Regions from separate parts of the Homo sapiens genome. Here region 1 is linked to region 2. The links are chromatin contacts, found by Hi-C or POLR2A ChIA-PET in ENCODE. All regions are on one chromosome and are shown on one strand. The core of a region is the stretch at or near the end of the contact, and the rest is flanking DNA. Distances in the headings are between cores, read along the strand shown.

Region 1 (3,786 bases), core at 1,195-3,694, 1.1 Mb after region 2:
GGCTGCATATGAGCAAGAAAGATTTCCATAGGCTGAAAAATGTCATTCCAGCCAAAAGACCAAGATCTCAAGGAGGAGGAGAAACGAAAGCCAAGGTAGCAGCCACAGAAAAATCCTGTAGCAGGAAATAAAATCGGTCATCCCACACCACAGGCCTCAGCCTGGGGAGAAGACCCCGCCTCCGCAGGGCACTCTACCTGCACGTTCTCATTTGCAAACTAACTTCCCCTTTTGTTCCCTGAAGGACTGGAGACTTCTCCTCTGCACTGTTGGCTGATCAAGCCATTGTCTGCGGCAAAGTTGAATTTAAAAGAGATGAGGCCCAGCGTGGTGGCTCAAGCCTGTACTCCCACCACTTTGGGAGGCCTAAACGGGAGGATCACCAGAGTCCAGGAGTTCCCGACCAGCCTAGGCAACACAAGAAGACCCCATCTCTAAAAAAAAATTTTAAATTAGCCAGGCGTGACCCAGGGCGGTGGCTCACGCCTGTAATCCCAGCACTTTGGTGGCAGGCCGAGGCGGGCCGATTGCTTTCAGCTTGATTCAAGAGTTGGAGACCAGCCTGGCCAACATGGTGAAACGCCATCTCTACTAAAAATACAAAAATTAGCCGGGCGTGGTGGGCACGCCTGTAATCCCAGCTACTCAGGAGGCTGAGGCAGGAGAACGGCTTGAACCCGGGAGGCAGAGGTTGCAGTGAGCCGAGATCACACCAGTGCACTTCAGCCTGGGCCACAGAGTGAGACTCCATCTCAAAAAAAAAAAAATTAGCAGGGCATGATGGCATGCGCCTGTAGTCCCAGCCACTGAGGAGGCTGAGGCAGGAGGATCGCTGGAGCCCAGGTGTTGGAGGCTGCAATGTGCTATGATTGTGCCACTCTGCGCTTCAGCCAGGGCAACACAGAGAGACCCTGTTTCTAAAAAAAAAAAAGAAAATTAAGCCGAAAGCGATGGCTCACACCTGTAATCCCAGCACTATGGGGGGCCAAGGTGGGAGGATCGCTTGAGCCTAGGAGTTCAAGACCAGCCTGGGCAACAAAGTGAGAACGCATCTCCACAAATAATTTTTTTTAAAAAAAGGAGGTCAGTAGTCAGCAAGAGCTGCGCATCGCCAAGAGTGGACACTACTCCAACAGCACCCCACCTGTGAACATCCCCAGCCGCAAATCAGCGCAAATCCATAACCTAGGGAGGACAAAATTCGCTACACGAAAAAGCAAAAGCTGGATTAAGAAAAAGTGGAGAAGTCGGGGAGCGGGAAGGAGACAGCTTTTTCCATTTCATTTTCCTTCTTCCTCTGCACTCCCGTCGTCTGGGTGCTGGCTGAACCCAGACGGCTTAATTTTCATGGCCTAAAGCTGAAGTTTTCCTTCCGGTCATTGTGTTTATTTCCCCCAAAGAACAGGCCCCGCGGGGCAGGCGCGCCGGGCCGGCCCGGGACAAAGCCCACTGCGGACTCCACCTGGGAGCGGGGCGGGGCGGGGGACAGCGCTCCCGCTCCCCCGCCCGCCGCAGTTACCAGGCAACGCGCGGCCCCGCCCCCGCGCCGGTTGGCCAATCCCGCGCGTCTGCTGCCCCGGCGCAGGAGCCCCAGATACACCAGGCGAGCGCGACCCCACGACGGCTCGGGCCTGGCACCGCGCGCGCCCCCGCACCGCCTAGCCGGCCAATCAGCGCGGCGGGGCATGCGCAGCCCGCAGGGCCGCTCGCTCGCTCGCGCGCGGGATCGCACGCGCGAGGCGCCCCCCCACCGCACGCCGGTCGGCGCGCGCGCCCCTCCCCCACGCGCACTGAGGCGCGCGCGTGCCACTGTCGTCCCCCGCGACCGCGTCCGTGCCGCCCCACCCCCATCGCCTCGTTTCGGCCACTGCCAAGGCCGGCGGGGCTCGAGACCCGGCGAGGCGGTGGGGGTGGGGGTAGGGGGAGGCGGCACGGGCGCCCCCCAAGGCCCCACACCGCGCGCGGCGGGCCGCGGCTCCCAGGCCCCTGTCCCTGCAGGCCCCGGCGGGGCAAAGTCTCTAATAAAGGCCCCCGCTCGCAATGGCCCCCGAGGCGGGGGCGGGGGGCGCGGGGATGAGGCGAGAGGGACTCACCCGAGTGCGGCCGCCTCCAGGCAGCTCCGGGGCCGGGGGTGCCGAGGGGAGGCGAGTGTGGGCCGCGCGCGGGCTGCGGCCGCCGCGGAGCAGCCTCGGCTGAGGGGAGCTGGCGAGCGGACGGGAGGCGAGAGGGGGCGAGGGGCCCGTGCGTGTCGGTCGCGCTCCTGTCACCGCCGCATGGCCGCCCCGCAGGCAGGGCCTCGCTCAGCGCCTTGATCCGATCACTGGGGGACAGAGGCAGAGGCCGGGGTGACCGCGGCAGGCGGGCGGCCGCGGCTGGAGAGCGCGTGCGGGGAAGCGGGGGGGCGACCGGTGGCCCCTTTTCTCTGCTCTCCCAGCTTCTCTCTCACCCTCCTCCTCCTCCTCCTTTTTTTTTTCTTTTTTTTCTTTTTTTTTTTTTTTTTTTTTTTTTTTGTTCCTCGAAGGCGCGTTGCGCCTGCGCATCCGCAGCGCCGCCCAGCGGGAGTTGTAGTTTCGGATGCGTTCCCCGTCAACGCGGCGGCGGCGGTCGTGGACTACAACTCCCAGGAAGCACCGCGCCGGCTAGCCCCGAACCCGAGGACGAGGCAAGCGCGGCGCCCGGCCCTCTCCAGCAAGGGCTGTCAATGGAGGCGAGGGTGGTGGGAGCGAGAACATGGCTGCACCTGGGGCCTGCGCGGCCGCCCGGGTGGGGGAGGGGAGCCGGGGTGCAGAAACGGAAATCTGGACGGGTGGTGGCTCCGGCGTCGTCCCCACCGAGCGCCAGCCGCCGTCCAAGTCCGCCACTTGCTCTTGCACCCCACATTCCTTGCAAATTGCGAGGCAGGGAAGCTGCAAAAGCCGGGGAGCCCCGGGCTGGGCCGTCGCCCTCCTTGCTCTGCAAAAGGGGAGTCCTTCCGCCTTGCACCACCCTCCAGGACACAAAGAACTCCTCTCTAGTGTTTTCCAAGCTGGCCTCCAAAGAGACCGTTGCCCCCAAGTTCGGACAGGCGAGAGGGGAGGAGACCTTGTGTTTTAATTCCTCCCCCAGACCCTCCGCCTCTATCTCTCCCTCAGGATTTGGAAGGAAACTTGCAAGGGAGTGGGAGCAGAAATCCTGACTCGTAGCTCCTGTTTTGTTCTGTCAACCGCGATGCGATTTAACTCAAACTCCTCCCCCTACCACTATTTTTTGCTTCTCAACTTGAATTAGCCGGTGGGTTTTGAAAATGGAGAGACATTACTGTTCACCTAAGTTAAACTCCAAAACTTTACAACCCCGAGGCCGACGATTTTTAGATGTTTATGTAAAGCACGAGATTGAGTGGTTTTTTGATTCCCGCCCGCCCCCCCACCCAGTACCACCCACTGGGGATTCGGGCCACGACGGCCATCCTCCCCCCACCCGCCGCTTCTCGGTAGGTGGCGACCACGACGCTTTTTCCAGCCTCCAAGCCTTTGTCGCTAGCGAGAAAACTTTCCGAGCAGCCAGTCTTTTGATGTGGGTTCCAAAAACCTTTCCTTTCAATCTGGGTTCTCCGATTGGCATTCCCCATCGTCTCTCTTGCACAGACCGCACCCAATAAAGCCTCCTCTAGAATTTTCATGTTGGATTTTTTTTGAAAAATACATGGAGAGCGTAAAGCTCACCGGAGAAGCAATCTGATTACAGAAGCCTGAATTTTTGCGATTTCCCGGACAATGTCTAGGATCCCTTCGGTCCTTGCCTAAT
Region 2 (3,395 bases), core at 754-3,253:
TCTTCAGTGGCTCCTTAGTAACCGCAAATGCCCACCCCTCTTTCACTTCTCTATTGAATGTGTGAATTTTTACCAAACGCTCTTATTAAAAAAAATAAAAACAAAAACAAAAAAAAAACAGGCAGGGCAGGGTGGCTCACACCTGTAATCCCAGTGCTTTGGGAGGCTGAGGTGGTAGGATCATTTGAGCCCAGGAGATCATGACCAGCCTGGGCAATCCAGCAACATACCCCTCACTACAAAGAAATATGTATATATTTTTTTGAGACGGGGTCTCGCTCTGTCTCCCAGGCTGGAGTGCAGTGGCGCGATCTCTGCTCACTGCAACCTCTGCCTCCCTGGCTCAAGTAATCCTCCCGCCTTGTGAGTAGCTGGGACTACAGGCTTGCACCACCACGCCCAGCTAATTTTAAAATTTTTTGTACAGATGGAGTCTTGCTATGTTGCCCAGGCTGGTTTCAAAGTTCAGAGCTCAAACGATCCGCCTGCCTCAGCCTCCCAAAGCGCTGAGATTACAGGTGTAAGCCACCGCACCTGGCCAAATTTACAACACACACACACACACACACACACACACGAATCACCAAATTGTTAGGCCTAAAGGTGCCATTCATTACTCCGAGTTTCAAATAACTTTTAAAAAATACATCTATGCCGGGTGCTGTAGCTCATGTCTGTAATCACAGTACTTTGGGAGGCCAAGGTGGGAGGCTTGCTTGAGGCCACGAGTTCGAGACCAGTCTGGGCAACATAGAAAGACTCCATCTCTGCAAAAAAGATAGCCAGGCTTGGTGGCGTGCATCTGTAGTCCCAGCTACTCGAGAGGCCGAGGCAGGAAAATCGCTAGGACCCAGGAGCTCAAGGTCCCAGTGTGTTACGATCTGCACTCCAGCCTGGGCGACAGAGGGAGACTGACTCCAAATGAAACCAAAAAAAAAAAAAAAAACAAACAAAAACAAAAACAAAAACACACCTAAATTGGAGTTTAACGGAAAACTTTTAACTTTCTCCAGCACTCCTGCTAAGCATCACACTTCTCTCTGCTTGCTGGTACCCTGGCTGACGTCTGAGCAGGATGGGACGCGCGGCTCAGAGCCTAAGATAAACCGAAAGTGTCTACAGGGCTTTCTACCAACAAATAAGCTCTGACGGGTTCCTTTGATGAGGTTTGGGAGGCAGGTCCCGGGAGGTGCCCGCGGACTCAGCCCCGAACTCCGGGACCTGGGCTCTGCGATCCTTGCAGAGGGCATGGGCAGGGGCAGAATGGAGAAGTGCAGGACGGGGAAGCCTGGGAGCTGGGTGGGGGCGGCCACCCATTGAGCCGGATCCGGCCAGGCGCCCACGCTGCGCCCCGCCCGCGGGGCTGCGCTTTCCCGGGCTGCGGCCGCAGGGCTGGTCAGTCCGGCGCTCCCGGGTCCCAGGCCCGGAAGGAGCTAACGGGCTATTCGCAGGCGGGCTGGGATTCCCCCGGGGGAGGCCCCACTGCCCGGCCCGCGTCATCCCCGCCCATCTCCACGGGCCGTCGCGGGATAGCCCCCTGCAGGAGCGGGCAGGGTAGTGGGCGGCGCTTGGCGGAGGGCAGCACGCTCGGGGCGCGCGGGGACTGCGGCCGAGGGGAGGAGAGGGCGGTGCGCGGGCGGGGGCGGGGCGAGCGAGGGCATATCAGGGCAGCCCGCCCAGGCCACGCCCCATCCAGGCCTCGCCCCGTCCGCACCCCGCCCCGGCCCTGCCTAGAACGGCGGGACCACGGTGACTGACAGGACTCCAGACCAGTCACCACGCGCCTCGAGGCCCCGAGAGGCTAGTCGGGGCCGAGCCAGCGGAGGGGCTCCTGAAGGGGCGGGGGCGGGCGGGGAAGCCGTTCGGCGAGGGGCGGGGTCTCTGGAAGACTGGCAGAACTCACAGCCAATGGCAGGCGGGAGCCGTCCCGTTAGCGCCGGATCCCCGCGGGTAGGGCGGGGCGGGCGGCGCCGTGGGGATCCCGGGGCAGCCGAGGGCCCCTGACTCGGCTCCTCGCGGCGACATGGATCGGATGGCCAGCTCCATGAAGCAGGTGCCCAACCCACTGCCCAAGGTGCTGAGCCGGCGCGGGGTCGGCGCTGGGCTGGAGGCGGCGGAGCGCGAGAGCTTCGAGCGGACTCAGGTGAGGACGGGGGACCCCGGGGCATCCCTGGGGCACCCTGAGGGACGCGGTGTCCGGGAGGGGCTTTGAAGGGAGTAGGAGTCTTGCAGGCCCCAGTTGAAGACGGGGCGAGGGTGTAGTGAGCGGGGGCATTGACGTGCAGATCTGGGCGATCCCAGGAAGGTCGGGGACCCCAGGGTACCCCAGCTGGCCTGGGGAGAAGGGCAGAGGCGGGCTCGGAGGAGATGGCAGGATGCGTGGCCAAGAGGAGCCTGATCGGCTGGGTACCGGGCAGGAGTCCCAAGATGAGGTGAGAGGGGAAGGAACTGAAAAGGGGCGGAATGGAAGGGTTGCCCCTAAACAAGGGAAGCGCACGGGAGCCACTTGGAGGCTCAAGTGTGGGGGCGGAGAGTGGGGGCGCCGGGCTGGGAATGTGAAGGGTGAGGGGACCTCTCTTCCCCTCCGATCACTTCTTGGTTGCATTGACATCCCTTCCCACCCCCCACCCCTTAGCATCCCCCTTTCTCGATGCCTCTTGCTTGGCTCTGGCCAGCCCCAGCTGTCAGCTCTGAGGCCGGGCGGAAGGGGTCGGAGCAGGGAAAAGGAATGTAGGAAATGCAAAGTGTGGCCACTTTGTGGGAAAATTACTTTGGGGGCTAAAGTGGAGACCATGGTGCCCCTGAGCCCTGACTTGGGGTCTTGGTTTTATCCCCCAAGATGTGCCTGACAGCTAATAGGCAGACTGCCCTATTTGTCCTGCCTGGCCAGGGCTTGGGGCCAAAATTCCTCAGTGTCATCAACAAAAAGCCACAATCCATTTTTTTCTCCGAGTTTTTAATGCCTGGTGTATTGATTGGGCTGAATTAAGCTGACATGTTGATGGTGTTCATCAATTCATTTGTATGTAAAATCCATTTCAAAGAGTACAACGCTTCTTTTAATCCCAGTGCCAATGCTGGAGGGGCAGATTTCTTCTACACTCTTGTGCTCAGAGTGGAACCTTTGAAGATCCATTTGGGTCCCCCTCTCCAGAGGCTGGTCCCCTGATGTGTTATGCGAGGAATACTTCCCCCAAACACAGTTGGAGGGAAAGGGCTTTGGGATTTTAGTTAGAAAAGACAGTGAGAATCTGACTGAAGGTTCTGTATATGGAATCTTTCAAAGAATAGAGCTTTTGGCCGGGCGCGGTACCTCACACCTGTAATCCCAGCACTTTGGGAGGCCGAGGCGGGTGGATCACCTGACGTCAGGAGTTTGAGACCAGCCTGGCCAA

Evidence for each region. Hi-C counts contacts between places; a loop is a spot of excess contacts on that map. ChIA-PET counts read pairs that join two places held with the same protein, here RNA polymerase II (POLR2A). Pooled maps may share reads with other maps.
Region 1: a loop to region 2 is called in a map of naive thymus-derived CD4-positive, alpha-beta T cell, with 8 times the contacts of the local background. The contact joins the promoter of GTF2I here to the promoter of HIP1 in region 2. A Hi-C loop is called at or near these places in 1 of 168 maps with a recorded cell type or tissue (naive thymus-derived CD4-positive, alpha-beta T cell), 3 of 37 single-sample maps with no recorded cell type and 11 of 50 pooled maps. POLR2A ChIA-PET finds 5 or more read pairs at or near these places in 1 of 52 experiments (activated T-cell).

Annotation. Positions count from the first base shown.
Region 1 is chr7:74,656,376-74,660,161 of GRCh38, reverse strand. It overlaps GTF2I (general transcription factor IIi), which reads right to left and starts at 2,444. Exons shown (of 35, transcript NM_032999.4): 1 at 2,094-2,444. RefSeq lists enhancers at 1-14, 285-514, 2,465-2,514, 2,535-2,654 and silencers at 1,285-1,804, 1,875-2,164, 2,185-2,364, 2,735-2,894.
Region 2 is chr7:75,737,549-75,740,943 of GRCh38, reverse strand. HIP1 (huntingtin interacting protein 1) reads left to right here and starts at 2,003. Exons shown (of 31, transcript NM_005338.7): 1 at 2,003-2,143. The coding sequence starts at 2,024. RefSeq lists a silencer at 1,226-2,215.